2 separate regions of the Homo sapiens genome follow, and region 2 is linked to region 1. The links are chromatin contacts, found by Hi-C or POLR2A ChIA-PET in ENCODE. All regions are on one chromosome and are shown on one strand. Each heading gives the region's core, a stretch centred on a gene start or an enhancer-like site at or near the end of the contact. The rest is flanking DNA. Distances are from core to core; before and after follow the strand shown. Region 1 overlaps ST3GAL3 (ST3 beta-galactoside alpha-2,3-sialyltransferase 3). Region 2 overlaps ST3GAL3 (ST3 beta-galactoside alpha-2,3-sialyltransferase 3).

Evidence for each region. A loop is a pair of places that touch in the nucleus more often than their neighbours do. ChIA-PET counts read pairs that join two places held with the same protein, here RNA polymerase II (POLR2A). Pooled maps may share reads with other maps.
Region 2: a loop to region 1 is called in a map of PC-9, with 5 times the contacts of the local background. The contact joins two enhancer-like sites. A Hi-C loop is called at or near these places in 6 of 168 maps with a recorded cell type or tissue (CD14-positive monocyte, PC-9, Right ventricle myocardium inferior and 3 more), 1 of 37 single-sample maps with no recorded cell type and 13 of 50 pooled maps. POLR2A ChIA-PET finds 5 or more read pairs at or near these places in 9 of 52 experiments (BJ, GM12878, HEK293 and 6 more).

The regions. Positions count from the first base shown.
Region 1 is chr1:43,820,538-43,823,698 of GRCh38, reverse strand. All of the region lies in intron 4 of ST3GAL3 (ST3 beta-galactoside alpha-2,3-sialyltransferase 3), which reads right to left. Among named protein-coding and RNA genes, the nearest start is that of MIR6079, 17 kb to the left of the region's middle. RefSeq lists an enhancer at 1,129-2,328. Within about 2 kb of position 1,483, at least 11 of the 41 ENCODE cell types and tissues checked have a DNase peak (open chromatin) inside an H3K27ac peak, as active enhancers do; they include PC-9, where a contact is called at or near this core.
Region 2 is chr1:43,856,990-43,860,150 of GRCh38, reverse strand. All of the region lies in intron 5 of ST3GAL3 (ST3 beta-galactoside alpha-2,3-sialyltransferase 3), which reads right to left. Among named protein-coding and RNA genes, the nearest start is that of MIR6079, 20 kb to the right of the region's middle. RefSeq lists an enhancer at 1,413-2,031. Within about 2 kb of position 1,675, at least 9 of the 41 ENCODE cell types and tissues checked have a DNase peak (open chromatin) inside an H3K27ac peak, as active enhancers do; they include PC-9, where a contact is called at or near this core.

The DNA.
Region 1 (3,161 bases), core at 234-2,733:
GGGAACAAAACAGAAGAAACACTCTAGTAGATGGAGACAGACAATAAACAAGTAAATAAAACATATGTGGCATCCGAGAGTGATAGATACCCTGGAGAAAATGACACAGTAAAGGGGAACAGGGAACGCCAATAGGGGATGGGGCTATGATTTTAAATGGGATGGGCAAAGGAGACTTTATTAAGAAGGTGACATTTGAACTATGTTCTAAAAAGGCAAGAGAGTGCGCAATCTCTTCAGGTATCTGGGGAAGAGTGTTCCAGACAAGGGAATGAGCAAATGCCAAGAGTCTGAGGCGGGAACAGGTCTGGAATATCCGAATCACAGCAAGGAGCGCAGGATAAAACAATAAACAAGAAGGAGAGCAACAAGAAACGAAGGTGTGGACCATGTAGGGCCTTGATGAGCACTATAAAGGTTCTGGCTCTCATTCTACAAGAAATGGGGAGCCATTGGGGAGTTCTGATCACAGGAGTAACAAGATCTATCTTGTATTTTAATGGGATCACTTTGGCTTCAGTGTGGAAATAGACCACAGAGAAGCAAGCATAAAATCTGGAAGACTAGTTAGGAGTGCAAAAATTAGGTGAGAGATGGTGGTTTGGACAGAGTGATGATACAGAGGTAGTGAGAAGTGGCTGGATCTGAGGATATTAAGGTAAAGCTAATAAGGTTTGCTGATATCAGATTTGAGTGTCAAAGAAATGATGCTACAGTATTTGATGTGAGCAATTGGAAGGATGTAGTTAGCTGCCATTTCCTGGGGTAGAAAAGATTCTGGGAGGCAGGGGTGTGAATCTGGAGTTTGGTTCTGGACATGTTAAGTGTGAGATGCCTAATACATATCCAAATGAAGGAAGCAATTGGGTAAATGAGTCTGGAGTGTGGGGAAAGAGAACTGGGCTTGATATAAATATAGGAGTCATCAGCATATAGATGATATTTAAAGCCATGATACCGGATTAGATTATCTAAGCAAATGTTGTGGGAACAGGTAACATAGAAAGTACCTAGTGCACCACTGGGCATATAGTAGGTGCTCAATAAATGCTTTCCCCTTGCAGCCCTAGGGAACTTGACAGGCTGTTTTAGAAGTGTTAAACTCACCTCAGGCTATATTTAGACTGCTCCATGTTTATACACTATTACAAATGACCTGGTTTTTCACAAGGCTCTGGGGGTTAAGAGTTGTTTGCTTTCATTTTCATATTTTTGTGTCTTCACATGGAATTCCTTATGAAATTAGACTGAGCATTAAAGTCCCCATGCTCTTGCCCACATGGCAACTGTAAAACACCACACTGTGGCAGCAGACAGGAGCTTTCCCAGAGCACAGAGCACCTGCCCACACCCAGCAGAAATAGATGAAACTTCCATTTAATTAAATCTGCTCCCAGAAGGCCCACGTCGGCTCAGGAAAGTCACACTTGGACACCAGGATCTGGCTCCTTCAAGGAATCCAGATGACTCATCTCTCTCCTGGACTAATGGGCACATTCCTGGCTCGTTGTGTCATATTCCTTATAATGGAGACTGAGATTTCCTTAGGGTTCTTCCTGGAATGCTCTGCCTCTCTTCCTTTGACTCTTTCCTCAAATGTCACCTTCTCAATGAATTCTACTTTGACTGTCCCATTGCAACTTGCAATCTCTTCAACAGCATTCCCTTGTCTTGCTCTATTTTCTTTCACAGCACTTATCACCTTCCAAAATCCTAAAAACTTTATTTATAATAATTTTTGTTTATTGATTGTCTTGTTCACTGGTATATCCTCAGACCACAGAATATTGCCTGATACATATTAGTTGCTCAACAAATCTGTTAACTGAATGAGGGAGTATCCACTTTGTTGTCGGGGCAAGAGCCTTTACCCCTGAGACTTTTCGAGGCCCTCAACTTTGAGCCAGACCACAGTAGACCCCTTTCAGAGAGCAGATGTGCCTCCTTGGAGGTATCCTTAAATCAGGTTGTGGCTGCCTGCACGTAGCAGCCTGAGTGCCCAACCCCTGGGGAAGACGGGGTCAATTCTCAGGCAACCACAAGGCTGGCAATGTCACCAACTCACCAGTCTCACATTCTAGTTATTCCTGTTTCTCTCCAAACCATATTCTTCTCAGTTTTCTTATCCTCAAGTCACTGCTCTCTGCTTCTTCTTGGTCCAATTTCCTACTTCTCCCCTGGCACGGTCCACATTCTAACTTTCAATTATGTGGCATAAAACTGTGTTCCTTTATATCCTCAAACTCTTCGGTGAATGTTCCTTCCATTTTTGCTTTCATAGAAACCTGGGTCTCTCGGGAAAACGCCATTTTTACAGCCCTCTGCAAAGGAGGCTGCTCTTTCATCTATACTTCATGGACCTTGGGATCCCTGGTTATCCTTTTTGTACTCCATTAATGCTTCCAAATCACCAATATGTCATGCTTATTATAAAAAAACAAACAACCAAAAACTTGTCTGTTGCTCATGCTATCCAGCAATACTACCCTTTACCCTCCCTTCCTGTTCTCATTCGCTTCCTCCCCATTCACTAAGACTTCAGCTCGCAGGATAGCCTTTCCAATCAAGCTTATAAGGCTGTGTCTATGTCTTAGAATTTTCCGTTTATTCCAACTAGAAAACACATAGCTGGTGCTCAAGAAACATCTGCTAAATGAAAGAGTAAAGAAATGAAATCTGGGGTATGGAGCAGGAGGCAAGCTGAAGTCCGGGTCTCATTTTTGGGCTATATCCCTGCTAGTTTACCAGACACTGATAAGGGCTAACTCTCATCCTTGGTATTACTATTGTCACCACTTTAACTGAGACTTAGTAGTTTAATAACTCACTCCAGATTAGAGCTAGTAAGATGTGGAACTGGGCCTCAAAAATCCATGTCTGACTCCATAGCTCACATTTTTAACCAACAAAAAGTTCTGCCTTCTTCAACAACAGATCTTGTAGTAAAAAGACAAGGTTTTGCACATCAGTATTCTGAATAATGTTCTCAGCACTAACAAGTGATTTTGTCATGTAGATACAAGCAGCAGGGAATTCTAAAAGAAAATATAAGCCACTCTATTCCAGAAAGACATAATTAAACAAATACAGTGAAGAAAAAAAATCTAAAATGTCTATTTCCAGGCTTTTGGAATATCACTAGACATAAGGTATTTTAGGAG
Region 2 (3,161 bases), core at 426-2,925, 36 kb before region 1:
CTCATGGGGCCTGATCCAACCAGTGGTCATTCTCCTTGCATACGCCCTCAGGGGTAGGGAGGGGCAGAAAGAAGCCCTTCAGGGGAAGGGACTTGGGTATCAGGGACCCCTGTGTGTGCAACAGCCACAGGGCAGGAAGAGAAGGGCACAGGAGCAGAGGCAGGGGGTTTGAGATGGTCAGAAGCGGCCTAAGGGTGAACATATAGCTGGCAGAGTCCTGCCCTTAATCCCTCTTGCTGGTCTTGAGGTACACATGAGGATGGGTGATGGAGACGGGGAATGTGGTGGAGACAGCCCTTAACCTGGCCAGAACCTCACTGATCATAGTCACCTTGGACACATGGGAGCAAGGCCAGTGGAGACAGCAGGTACAGAGCCAGCCCTCATCAGAGCTGGTTTCTGAGCTCAGGCCTCAAGCACATGCCTTGCCCCATTTGGAGGACTTGCTCCATTTGGGCATTTGCTTCTTAGAGCAAGTTCCGCAACTGGCAATTGGCCTGTGGCCCAGACACACTATCTGAAGGGGCTGAGCAGCAAAGCCAAAGGTGTCATTTTGTTTTTCCAATCATCTGGTTTTTTTTCTTTTTTTTTTGAGATGGAGTCTCACTCTGTCGCCCAGGCTGGAGTGCAATGGCGTGATCTCGGCTCACTGCAACCTTCGCCTCCCAGGTTCAAGCGATTCTCCTGCCTCAGCCTCCTGAGTAGCTGGGATTACAGGCATGCACCACCACACCAGGCTAATTTTGTATTTTTGGTAGAGATGGGGTTTCTCCATGTCGGTCAGGCTGGTCGCCACCGTGCCCAGCCCCAATCTTCTGTTTTCAAACTATGTTCGGAAGTTGTCCAGTGTAGGAAACTTCCGCATACTAAGCCCTTGAAACCGAGGGAGAGAGGATGGGTCTATCCCAACACAAGGGCCACAAAGATGTCACAGGGCCAGCTGTCAACAGGCCTTTTTTCGTGATGCTGCCAACTGTCAGGTGTGTGTTTCCCTGACCAGGAACTCCTGAGAACAGAGGCCACGTGGCCCAATACTCGCCACATCACCCTGGACAATCTCATCCACACTCTGGGGGCTGTGTATGGACCTACGTGCAATTTGTTTTCTTCCAGCCCAGACCTCTCTCCTGAGAGATTCACTGAACTCAGGCTCCCTGAGTAGGGCCGTGGCTTCCCTCTGACACTTCATTTGCCTGGATCTGGACTCTTTGCCTGCATCAGGGCAGAAGGCAGAGCCAAGGGCCCTCATCATGGCAGGCAGGCATAGACTCATGTCCTGCCTCCACAGTGGGGAGGCAAGGCTTCAGCCCTCCTTCTCCCCTCTAGCTCTGGCTATTTATTTGGGGAGACCAGTCAGAGAGTGACCTGTCTCCCCAGGTGCAGACAGAGTAGGGAAAGCAGGACACAGTCCTGAAGGTGCCAGCATCTTGCTCTCTGCTGAGCTGCTGCCTCATCGCTGGGACTTGTGTGGGTGGAGCTCAGACCTGGGCCCTCCCTCTCACTGAGGAACTCACAGGGCTGCTTGCTCCTGGCTGGGAGCCTCACACAGCTCAGGAGGAGGGCCAGGATCATGTTCTGTGCTTTCACCAGCTTTTGCTCTTCACAAGCAGCAAGAACTCCCCACGTGGGGATCTTGTACCTGAACCAAAAAAAGCAAAGCTGCTAATCTGACAAGATCAATCCTCAAATACCACAGGAATGCAGCCAGCCTGCCTGCTCTCACCAGGGACTGTGCTTCTAAGCATCCCTACAGTTCCTGCTCCTAGGCTGGAGCCTGGAACTGGTCTGCAAAGGAGGAAGCTGCCCCCACCAGTGTGTCTGGTCTTGCTGCCGAAGCCCCACCTTTCCCAGCATAGTTCAGGCATCAGACTTCACCAGGACGTCTCCCCAGTCAATCTCTCATCACTCCTCCAGCTGAAGGGCCTTCTCTGTGTCCCCACAATCCTCTGTCTTCACCTCTGGCGGAGCACATATGCCTGGATATGTTTTTGTCTCCATGCACCATTTCTCTTAGCTCTGGGGAAGATAGGTACAGATGAGGAAGGTGAGGCTCAGAAAGGTTGAGCAACCCAGCCCTATTCACTTCAAAAACCTGTTCTTTCCACTGTAGTCCGACACTTCTCAAACCATCTGTGAAGAGGGATCGGTTGGTTTTGCTTTTTAAATTTCTATTTTGTCACAGAATGATGATTTTATAAAATAGAATAAAAATGAATCACTAGAAAAGTTAAATAAGGCCAGGCGTGGTGGCTCACGCCTGTAATCCCAGCACTTTGGGAGGCTGAGGCAGGTGGATCACCTGAGGTCAGGAGTTCGAGACCAGCCTGGCCATCATGGTGAAACCCCGCTTCTACTAAAGATACAAAAATTAGCTGGACATAGTGGCGGGCACCTGTAATCCTAGCTACTTGGGAGGCTGAGACAGGAGAATCTCTTAAACCTGGGAGGTGGAGGTTGCAGTGAGCCAAAATCACACCATTGCACTCCAGCCTGGGCGACAGAGCAAGACTCCGAGGAAGGAAGGAAGGAAGGAAGGAAGGAAGGAAGGAAGGAAGGAAGGAAGGGAGGGAGGAAGGAAAGAAAGAAGGAAGGAAAGGAAGGAAGGGAGGGAGGGAGGGAAGGAGGAGGGAAGGAAGGAAGGAAGGAAGAGGGAAGGAAGGAAGGAAGGAAGGAAGGAAGGAGGGAAATACACATATAAAATATAAGCTCCATTTTTAAAAGTTTGGTTTTTTTGGGTTTTTTTTGGTAACAAATAGCTGAGACCACAGGTGCATGCCACTGTGCCAGGCCTATTTTTTATTTATTAGATTCAGCAACATAAACTTACTCTAATTGCCATAAATGTTTTCAAAAACCTTATTTCCAGTATCTCAAAAATCTTGTGGCAGACCAGTTCATATCACTTTTGATTCTATAGCACACAACAGGTTCCAAACTGCCTTTTGCCTGTCTGGGACATTCTACCAAGGCTTTGCCTGTCATTCACCTTCCAGTAGAAGTTAGAAAGGGATAAGATGTAGCTCCTCAGGTCCTGTCCTGGGGTAGGAGAAACAATGTACTCTGACACCATCAGAAACAGTTAGCAGGTTGAGGCCTAGAACTTCTCCTACAGCTGATGGATTTATAACCAGCTAGGTCTGCAGGATTCACCTTTGCAAGCA